2 separate regions of the Homo sapiens genome follow, and region 2 is linked to region 1. The links are chromatin loops, found by intact Hi-C in ENCODE. Cell type or tissue: CD14-positive monocyte. All regions are shown on one strand. Each heading gives the region's core, and the rest is flanking DNA. Links, peaks and the distances in the headings are about the cores only. Region 1 overlaps SH3RF3 (SH3 domain containing ring finger 3). Region 2 overlaps SH3RF3 (SH3 domain containing ring finger 3).

Evidence for each region. Peaks named below come from ENCODE experiments on the same cell type or tissue, not always from the same donor. Only the 100,000 strongest peaks of a DNase experiment are listed, where the experiment ranks them.
Region 2: a loop joins it to region 1, with 1.9 times the contacts of the local background. A loop is called at or near these places in 10 of 110 quality-filtered maps.

What each region holds. Positions count from the first base shown.
Region 1 is chr2:109,202,457-109,207,828 of GRCh38, reverse strand. All of the region lies in intron 1 of SH3RF3 (SH3 domain containing ring finger 3), which reads right to left. It also overlaps a transcript of RANBP2 not described here. Among named protein-coding and RNA genes, the nearest start is that of MIR4265, 64 kb to the right of the region's middle. In CD14-positive monocyte, for the core only: no CTCF peak of the experiment used is centred there; no DNase peak of the experiment used is centred there.
Region 2 is chr2:109,252,139-109,257,510 of GRCh38, reverse strand. All of the region lies in intron 1 of SH3RF3 (SH3 domain containing ring finger 3), which reads right to left. It also overlaps a transcript of RANBP2 not described here. Among named protein-coding and RNA genes, the nearest start is that of MIR4266, 59 kb to the left of the region's middle. RefSeq lists enhancers at 2,723-3,012, 4,308-4,437, 4,548-4,627. In CD14-positive monocyte, for the core only: no CTCF peak of the experiment used is centred there; DNase peaks (open chromatin) are centred at 1,150, 1,710 and 2,880; H3K4me3 peaks cover 1,616 bases; H3K27ac peaks cover 3,018 bases.

The DNA.
Region 1 (5,372 bases), core at 120-5,119:
TTTTTTAAAAAAGAAAATTGTGCCATTTAAACTGATCAAAATCAGTTATAAACCTGAATACAGTTGATTTTAGCAATTTACAACATAAAATAATTCAGTCTCAGGTAAGTCTTCCTATACAAATGTTTTGTTTCCATGTGAAAATAGCTTTCCAAATTCTATAGGTGGCACCTTACATCATACAGCAACTGCACCCCTGGAAACAATCTTAGGGCTCCATTGCATCTTTATTTTCCACAATTTCAATATCTTAATAGCACACAAATAACATTTTGTTCCTAAGAGAAACACTGTTTTACCATGAAATTCCATGACATGCATCTCTCCAAAGGCAGATGGTTCTGCTGCATAACATTATTACATATATAATTACCTACATCACAAATATTTTCAAAATCGAAACTGCCAAGCCTTCTTGCCTGTCACTTTTTCTTATGTTGTCTCCATAGCAACCTGCTTCCCTCCCCCAGAGACAAAGAGAACACAGAAGACATCTTTAAATTGGCATAAATTAGAGACAAATTCTTTAATCAGACACACAGCTTACTCTAATGATTACCATACACCAAAATTATCCAGAAATAATAATTGTAACTCATAAAAATGAACTGCTGTAAACAGACCTGTTTGCACAAGATGAGAGCATAGTTCTAAAATGTGGCACTGTGTCGTCATTGCACCCTCACCCCCAGTTTATCATCCTCTACAGCACACACAGCCCTATCTGCCTTCTTCTTGAGCGCACTAAGCTCCCCAGGCCCTCTCCTCCAAATGAGCATGGTCAGGTTCTGCCTCAGGCCCTGAGTGGTTCTCACCTCCTGCAAATGCAGCGCTCAGCCAAACAGAGGTGTGTTGAAGTTCATTCCAGGCAACCATAACAAGCCACACATGACACAGAGACATGCTATCCCAAACACAAGCTTATGGCCCATGACTGGGCAGAAGGGGCACTGAGAATGCTCAGTCAACTTTGACAATTAGTGCAGAAATAGCAAATGCCAGAGTTAAGTAACTAATAGTGTCTCTCTCTTGTCACCCAGGCTGGAGTGCAGTGGCACAATCATAGCTCACTGTAACCTTGAACTCCTGGGCTTAAGCAATTCTTTGACCTCAGTCTCCTGAGTAGCTGGAATTATAAGCATACACTAATATGCCCAGCTAATTTAAAAAAAATTTTTTTTTTGTAGAGACAGGGTCTTACTTATGTTTCCCAGGCTGGTCTTGAACTCCAGCCTCAAGCTATCCTCCCTCCTTGACCTCCCAAACTGCTGGGATTATAGGTGTGAGCCACCACACTCAGCCTCCTCTAATTCTTTTTTTTTTTTTTTTTTTTTTTTTGAGACGGAGTCTCACTCTGTCGCCCAGGCTGGAGTGCGGTGGCACGATGTTGGTTAACTGCATGCTCTGCCTCCCAGGTTCACGCCACTCTCCTGCCTCAGCCTCCTGAGTAGCTGGGACTACAGGTGCCCTCCACCAAGCCCGGCAAATTTTTGGTATTTTTTAGTAGAGACAGGGTTTCACCATGTTAGCCAGGATGGTCTCAATCTCCTGACCTCATGATCTGCCCACTTCAGCCTCCCAAAGTGCTGGGATTACAGGCGTGAGCCACCGTGCCCGGCCCAGCCTCCTCTAATCTCGACCATAGTTAAAAATATAGTGCTGTGTCCCCAGAATAACATTCTACACCAAGCAAAACCTCCAGGGAGAGAGGGGTGGCTTGGGTCACCCATCCATTCACGTGCAGGTCATACAATGCCCACCGCGGAGGCTGGAAAGGCATCTCAGGGTACAAGTGACAGTTCACCAGGTTAGTCTCCAACTACTACTTGGCCTTGAAACACTTTTGGAGTAAACATGGTAAATCTCAATGTTACAAAGAGCTCAGAAAAACACACATCTACTTTTTTAAGTCAACAAATAATTCATAACCCTTCAGTTGGTTTCTATGAAAAAACAGGAAGCGGAAAGGAGAAAACTCCAACTTTAGGCTCAAGAGTATTTTACACACACAGTGTGCTTCCCTGTCTCTGATCCCCCCGCTGCTTCAGGGAGGCTGCTGGGGAAGGCTGCACAGAGCGGGGCTGCCTTCCTGCCAGTGAGCAAAGTGCACTGCCCCGAAACAACACCTCTGCCCAGAGATCTAGGGCAGATACGGTGCAGACCCTGACACCAACAGACTGAGCCATGTGATTCTCACCGTGGCCTTCTCCCATCTGATGAATATACCCTCTGCACCCCTAGAATGTAGTTTCTGTGTGAGCATAAAGAGTCACATAAGTTGGGCGGGGCACAGTGGTTCACCTGTAATCCCAGCACTTTGGGAGGTGGATGCAGGTGGATCACTTGAGGTCAGGAGTTCAAGACCAGCCTGGCCAACATGGTGAAACCCTGTCTCTACTAAAAATACAAAAAACAAAAACAAAAAATTATCTAGGCATGGTGATGCATGCCTGTAGTCCCAGCTACTCAGAAGGCTGCGGCAGGAGAATCTCTTGAGCTGAGATTGAGCCACTGCACTCCAGCCTGGACGACATGGCAAGACTCAGTTTAAAAAAAAAAAAAAAAAAGTCACATAAGTTGCTCTAATTTTTTTTATCTTATTTTATTATTTATTTATTTTTAGAGACGGAGTTTCACTCTGCTGCCCAGGCTGGAGTGCAGCGGCATAAACATGGCTCATTGTAGCCTCAATCTCTTGTATTCAAGGCATCCTCCTACCTCGGCCTCCCAAGTAGCTGAGACTACAGGCATGTACTTCTATGCCCAGTTAATATTTTTAGTTTTGTAGAGACAGGGTATCACTATGTTGACCAGGCCGGTCTCAACCTCCTGGCTTCAAGTGATCCTCCTGCCTCAGCCTCCTGGAGCACAAGGATTACAGGCATGAGCCACCATGCCCACCCAGTTGCTCTACTTTAAAAGGCAGACTTCTAAAATTATTTCCCTGGAACACAAAAAAGCCTTTAGTTTAGCCCCCACTTCCACGCTACAGAAAATACAGGGAATCAAGAAACAAGTTCAATGGCACCATCAAGAAATGACCCAATAAATCTAGAATGCAGGACATTTGACAAAATAATTGGCTTGGTCTCTTCAAAGGGTCAATACCTTCAAAAGCAAAGTAAGAGACTGCTAGAACAGTTCTCCAATGGGGCATCCTGCCTGCCAGCAGGTCCCTGGCAATGTGTGGGTTGTCACACCTGGTGGTGGAGTAGGTGGCGCTGCCGGCACCTGGAGGATGGAGGCCAGGGACGCTGCTGAACACACCCATTTATGTGTACATTGTACATTGCACACAAATATATGTACAATGTTGAGAAACTAGTCTAGAATAAGGGAGATTGGAGGGGCATAACAAAAGCCACAAGTGAACCCAGTTTTAACAAAAACTACAGCAGATTTTTAAGGGACAATCAGGAAAACCTGAATGTGAACTGGTATTGATAATGATTTAAAAGATAAGATAAGGAGATTCCTGCTAACTCTCTTAGGTGAGATAACAGGATCACAGAAGAGTGCCCTTATTCTGCAGAGGTGTCTGCTAAATTATCTAGGAATGAAGCAACAGGGCATAAGCAAAGTAAGTTTCATGGTTCACCCAAGACAGACAGACAGACATACAGACAGATAAAAGGAAAGAGCAGATGTGGCAGAGTTAATGGCTGAATCTAAATGGAGAAGAGACAGACCTTCACTGGATTCTCCTTACCCTCTTCGCCTTGTCTGAGACTGTTCATGACAGCCAGTGGGCAGGAGGTGCAAATCCAGGCATTTTTCGAATGGCCTCCTGACGTCTCAAAGATATAAACTACTCGGGTTTTCACACTCAGAGCCCCTTCAAGCCCACAAATGCTTCACACTGGAGCACCGTGCAGATGCTCTGCTGGGAGGCCTTGGGGCCACAACAGCACACACATCAGCCCTGCCATCAAGGGCTGCCAGGCCGCACAGGGAACAAGAAGGGCCCAGGGGTAGGTAGCGAGGCACCCACACAAGAGAGCAAACGCTTCAGAGTCGAGGCGTGCATGAGACAAAGGGCAGGAATGGATGGACCGAGGGTGTGAAAGGTATGTGGGTTCTGTGGGCTGGGCAGAGCATACCCATGGAGAGAAGATGGGGCTCCAGGCCCAGGGGGTGGAAGTGCAGGGTGCACAGAGACACAGGGCCAGGACACTCACATGGGGTGCACAGAGACAGGGCCACGATGCTTGTCGTGCAAAGGGAAAGTGGAGAACAGTGTTCCAGAGAGCTGGACGAACCACATGGAGCAGTCCCAGAGGGCTCCAAATGCATGCCCTGGGATCAGAGCAACTGCATTCAGGAGGCAATGGGGAGCGGTGGGACTTAGGAACTAAGAAGCGACTTAAAGAATATGTCATGGCCAGGGATACAGTGATCGCCTGACCACAGGTGATGCGCTCGTAGGGACGCGGAAACACCCTCCCAAGGCCATCCGTCTCACAACAGGGCAGCATAAGGACTAGCAAGCTCCGCCGCATCTGCGCCACTGTCTGCTGCGTCCACCTGAGAGAGCCACCTGTAGCCTCTTAATTACAGCCACACAGCCTGCCTCATCCTGATGCTGCCCTGGGGCTCTCTGAAGAGGCTCCTGGCTCTCTGCAGGGTCCTTCTTGCGGGCAAGGCATCCTCAATGAGGATGTCACTCAATGAGTGGACAGTGCTCCTTGACTGCTGAGGACACGGACAGGCCCAGGGCACCGTGCAGGGCCACCAGTGTTCCAGGCTCGACGGAGCTTCTGTAGCCTTTGGAGCCTCTTCCCCTCCAATCACTGTAGGACCATGGCCAGGCCAGTATCCTCAGGCCCAAGTGTTACCTTGTTAGGCACAAGTGTTATCCTCAGGCACAAGACCAGCTCCCATTGTGTTTGCATTCCTTCCATGACACCTACACTCTAAAACATTACTATCGGGACAAAACTGTGCTAATCAGCCAAGCAGTTGTTCAGTCCATAAATTCTGCAACACTTAAAGTTGGGCCCTTTCCCGGGAATGGGGCTCTCGACCCCCTTTGCTTAAATGTGTGTATGATCCTAAGAGCTCCATAGTATGGGAAGGGCTGTCGACAGCCCCACGGGAAGGCCGTGGCGTTTCCAGATGGGGAAACTGAGGCTCAGGGAGAGAAGGTGCTCACCCAAGGCTGTGTGCTGGCTGTTTTCCCAGGACCCAGGTTCCTGGGGCCGGGCTGACGCCTCACCCTCTATGCTCTGAAAAAGGAATTCTCAATTTTTAAAGAATAATCACTGCTGACTGCTGGGAGGGGAAGGAGAAAGCAGCCATGCTGACCACCCACCAGCTACCCAGACATGTGAGGAACAAGAACGCGCCCCAGGGACAAAGAGAAAAAGTACTGT
Region 2 (5,372 bases), core at 245-5,244, 50 kb before region 1:
TTGGTGTGCCCTTCACAGACTTCAGGGCAGCTGCTATTTACAAGAAAGCCATGGGGCTTCTTCCTCCCTCCCTCCGTCCCTTCCTCCCTTCCTTCCCTCCTTCCCTTCCTCTCCCTCCTTCCCTTCCTCTCCCTCCCTCCCTCTCCTTCTTTCATTCCCTCCTCAATTCCTTTCTTTCCTTCATTCCTCCTTCCCTCTTCCTTAAGCCCACATCACTTAAAAGCAGAAACAGCTGACTTTGTACCTCCTGGCCACAGAACGAACAACATGACTTGATGCTGCCTCTCCAAGAAGGACTTACCGTCATGTCCACATGAGCAAGAGAAGCTCCTGCCCCAGTGGGCACTTTTCCAGGATGCTGAGTGAATGTCGGCTGCAGAGTGGACATGAGGGATTCAGTGGCTTTCGGGCTGCCTAGACACAGCCACTGAAATACACGGTGCCCCTACATGACATTCAAATGCCATACAGTGCAAGTCCAGGGCAGCAATGTGACCCGTGCCTGGTCACAGGCTGTCTGAGAGCAGAGGCGGAATAACTCCCTCCAGCATGAAGAGCTGCTAGTCCTCCACACATCTCCATCCACCACCGTTCATGAAAAACACATAAAAATGCCATTCAATTAGGTAGAGGCTGATGGTTAGTCTCCGGGACAATGGAAGACAAGGGACACCCCCACCTGTCACCCGGCACTGCCACCTAAGAGACCCTGAAATAAAAATCCCACTTCACTGTTTTCTCCAGTGATTCATTCATCAATAGCTCGATGTATTCCCTTTCCCTGATTAAAAGTTAACTCCACACAAGGAAGATGAGAAAAGAAAGATTGAGAAAACAAAACTTAGACCACGAAGACTAGGGAAAAAGTAATAAAAATTGTGGCACAATCCCATTGGCAAATCCCCTCGAAGCTCTCAGGCCAGTGCACCTAGCAAAAGGGCTTCTGTGCCCTTTACACACTAGCCCCTCAAAGCTCCAGGAGTGGACTGAACCTGGGCCTTGGTAAGTGTTTGTGACTGATCTCAAATCTCCCCTGTTTCCATGAGAGAGCACTCGTCTCCCTGTTTCAGTCAATGGTAAGTCTGAAACATCTCCTTCCTTGCAGGGGAGGACATCGCATTGCCGCTCATATCCCTAATGACACACTGTCAACTGACAAGCCCAGAGCACCTTCCAAGCTCGCCCCAGGACTACGTCACAGCGTCAACTTCCCCCACTCCCAGTAATACGCTCAACCAGGCCCAAGTGAAACAATGCGCGACCTGTCCATGGCAGGCTCTCCAACTGTGGGGTCTTCCTTGTCTACCTTTCACCTCCACTCAGGGGACAGGACTCAGTGAGGGCCTCCGCCAGGTGCTGGGTCACAGCGGCCAGAAGCACGGGCCTGGCCTCTCCCTCCAGACTTTGCAGGCTCATGGGAATGCCAAGTATTAATATGAAGCACATACAGGCTTACATTTGTGAGGAGGAAAAAGAGGACAGTAAGAGAGTATGTACATTTACATACAAGCACACACAGGGAATCTTCCTCAGGGGACAGGTGCATCCTATTCACTAAGCAAGAAAACACTTCCTCTTCCCCTTCCTTTCAAAGGCCTTGATCTGCAGGACAGAAGCAGGGAGAATGAAAAGGGCAAAAAGGAAAACTAATTTAACTGTCTTCTCTTTCTGAAAACTCGGCCTATTAAAAGCACAAACAGTCGGCAGGGCGGTTTCATTTCCTTGTCTTCATTAAATCAGGAAGCTGAGATTCAGCAGAGATTCTGGCCCTAGAAGTAGCTTATCGGAAATGACCATGAATTATCACCCCAGTGTCCTCCACATGTTTTCTGGTAAGTAGTTTCTTTACTTAACTGAGAAGGTTGTTCCCAACAGTTCTCAAAAGGTGTTCAAATTCCCAAGCCTACCTCATAAAACATTTTCATAATTATAGAGGTGATAGCAACCTTGGTGAGAACAACTATCAAGATGATTTTGATGGGGTTATTTGCTAATTTTGCCTCTTCTGTGAATAAAGATACCCAGTCGGCTGACTAATACGAACCCCAGTCCAACCCTGAATGTGTCCACAACCCCACAGACCTTCATACTGATCATTGAGAACAACCCAGACATTCCCTGGTGGTGGTAAAGTTAACCGAATAAAGCACTTCTCCAATGCTCTGTATTCTTAGAGTAGCTTTACTCAAGTTTCACCGGTGGGTGGTATGGGGTCTGCTGGAAGCCCAGTGTGACAGTGTGACCCATTCACTGGGAGATACTTCCAACCTAGATGCACTATTCCGAAGCCCCAACAGGTTGCCTAAATTGATTAGGAAAGTGAAATGCCACACACACAAAGCAAGAGTTGCACACGTGCACATGTACACACACAGACACACACACACAAACACTAATCTTTAACCTCCCACCACCATGACACGGGTACCACCTTGTGTCTTTTAGCCTTAGGAGGACTGCAGGCTTGTACAGTGTTGGAGCCATCCCTGTTCTTTCCAGATACAAATGATCTAATGGAGTAACCTAACCTGAACCACAGAGCCCCACATAGGTGTTCAATATCCTTCCAGAGCATTTTTCTAGCTTTTGAGACCAGAGTGGGTCACATGGAGCGTACTGTCTCGCTGAGCCCACCCGTGAGAATTCGGACATCCACAGAGAGCAGATACTGCCCTGGCGAGGCAGTGCCTCCAGCCTAGAAGTACCCATCTGTTGGCTTAACTGGAGCGCTCATGGGGCACTGTCCCGAGCCACTAAAGTCCCGGCAATGAGAGGCTCCTCTCATGGGAGCGGCTGGCACAGAAAGAGACAACCACACACCAACATTAGGGGGTACAGCTGAGACAGCAGGAAGTGAAACCCAGCAGAAGACAAAGAAACTATTTGACCAACCTTCTCACGGGGTCATGGGAATAGTCATGGTTTCTTCACATGTGCCTCAAGTTTTAATCAGCATCTACAATGTTGTATTGCCAGACCCAGGTACATCAGCTCAGTGTCAGAGGCAAAGCTGAACGAGGCTGGTAACATTTACATGCAATGTGTCAGGCCCTATTCTAAGTACTTTACAGCATTAATCCATTTAACCTCCCCAACAGTCCAATGAGGAATGTGCTGCCCCCATTTTACAGATGGGGAAACTGAGGCACAGAGAGGCCAACTTGCACAGGATTATACAGGTAGAAAATTATGGCACTGACTCCTTGGTCTGCACTCTAAGCCACTATGCTGCTGCGTGCTAAAAACTCTAGAAAAACATATTGATTGTCCTCAGGTCAGACATCCAAAGGTCTGGAGTGGAGTGAAGAAGTCTATAAAATGCTAACAGAAGAAAAATGTGATTTTCTTCATGTTTTCCTCTAAGAGTCCTTGCTAGAGGGGTTGGTGAGGCAGTCATGCTGGCTGCCACTAGCCCAGGGAAATTCTCATGTGGGTCAGAAAAAGCACCCCTTCAAGACAAATCTAGGATAAATGTGATGTGAATGGTGCCTGGCCCCTGAGTTGTATGATGTATAACCTACACATCTCAGGGGCCAGGCCCCATTCCCAATACATTTGACAGCCTTAAGAGCTGTGGAAGGGGAATTAAAGACTTCCATGCTTTTAGAAAGAAGAAAATGCAGTTCAAGAAAAAATACTCATACATTACTTTCTGGTTTCTGCTCCCTGAACAATTATTTTCTTAAATTACAAATTATAAATCTTTGTGTGTCAACCTATATAGCAATCTTTGCATCTAAATCAAAGAGAAATCATGGTCTCCACTTGGCCTGGTGCTTTAATAACCACCTGTTCTATTATATGTTCTATTTTCCAGACAGCCAAATTCCTTTCCAAATGACCCAGATACAACCATTTTTATCAAAATTCTAAGCACAGCCCCAAGCACAGGCTAAACCGAAAGACTGTTAAATTAGTCAGAATAAGAATTTGCTGCCTCAACATCTTAGATCCAGCATGAAAATCATGGACACAAGTGGTATTTCTGTTGCCTGGATTAGAAAACAAATAGCAAGCCTGGGAAACATGAGAGCTGGGCAGCAAAAAATGCCCTCACCAGCCCACCCGGAAAGCAGCGCCCACGTCCTGAAACCACATGGACACAGCCTATCCTGGGGCCTCTTCTTTGTAAACACTTCTGCCTCCCAAGGAAATAAACTAATCAAAGCACCTTAATCAAATTTAAAGGCTAGGCCGGGCGCAGTGGCTCATGCCTGCAATCCCAGCACTTTGGGAGGCTGAGGCAGGCGGATCACTTCAGGTCAGGAGTTCAAGACCAGCCTTGTGAAACCCCATCTCTACTAAAAATACAAAAACTAGCCAGGCATGGTGGCACGTAGCTGTAATCCCAGCTACTCAGAAGGCTGAGGCAGGAGAATCACTTGAACTCGTGAGGTGGAGGTTGCAGTGACCTGAGATCGCACCACTGCACTCCAGCCTGGGCAACAGAGCAAGACTCTAGCTCTTAAATAAAAAAAAAGAAAAAAAAAGTAAAGGCTACACATGTGGGTCTACATTTAAACTGATGGATTTTGCTTTTTGAGGTTCAAGAAGAATAGGGTGATTGACTACAGTCAGTCCCCTACTTACGATGGGCTGACTTAGGATTTTTCTACTTTATGATGGTACAATACAATACCCAAACTGTACTTCACATACCTATATAACCAGTGTTTTTCACTTTCAAGACAGTATTAGGTAAATGACACAGATATTCAACACTTTATTATACAACAGGCTTTGTGTTACATGATTCAGCCCAACTGTAGGCTGATTACATTAGCCAGCCTAATGTATATTGTTCTGAGTACATTTAAAGTAGGCTAGGCTGAGCTATGAGGTTCTGTAGGTTTGGTGTATTACATGCGTTTTCAACTTATGATACTTCCAACTATTGATGGGTTTATCAGGACATAATCCATCTTAACTCATTCTGTCATTCTAGTTTGCCTGAAATATCCCTGGTTTTAGCACTGAGAGTCCCACATCCCAAGAAACTCCTCAGTCCCAGGAACACCAGGACGGCTGATCAACCCATGATAAAGCTAAAACTGAAGGCCTGTAAAAAGACAAAGCTTATAAAACAAGCCTGAGGAAGCAGTTTCAGAAGTAAACATTAAGTTCAGAAAATTTTGAGAGTTTGCATCCAACTATTCCTCTAAAAATAAACCCGGCTTCTGTTGAACAATGTAAACTTTCTAAATTAAGCCTAAAACATCTTTTTAAATTATAATGTTGAAAGTTTTTTTTTTTTTTCTCCTCTGAGACAGGGTCTCACTGTGTCACCTGGGCTGGAGCGCAGTGGTGCAATCTTGGTTCACTGCAACCTCTGCCTCCCAGGCTTAAGCAATCCATCCTCCAACCTCAGCCTC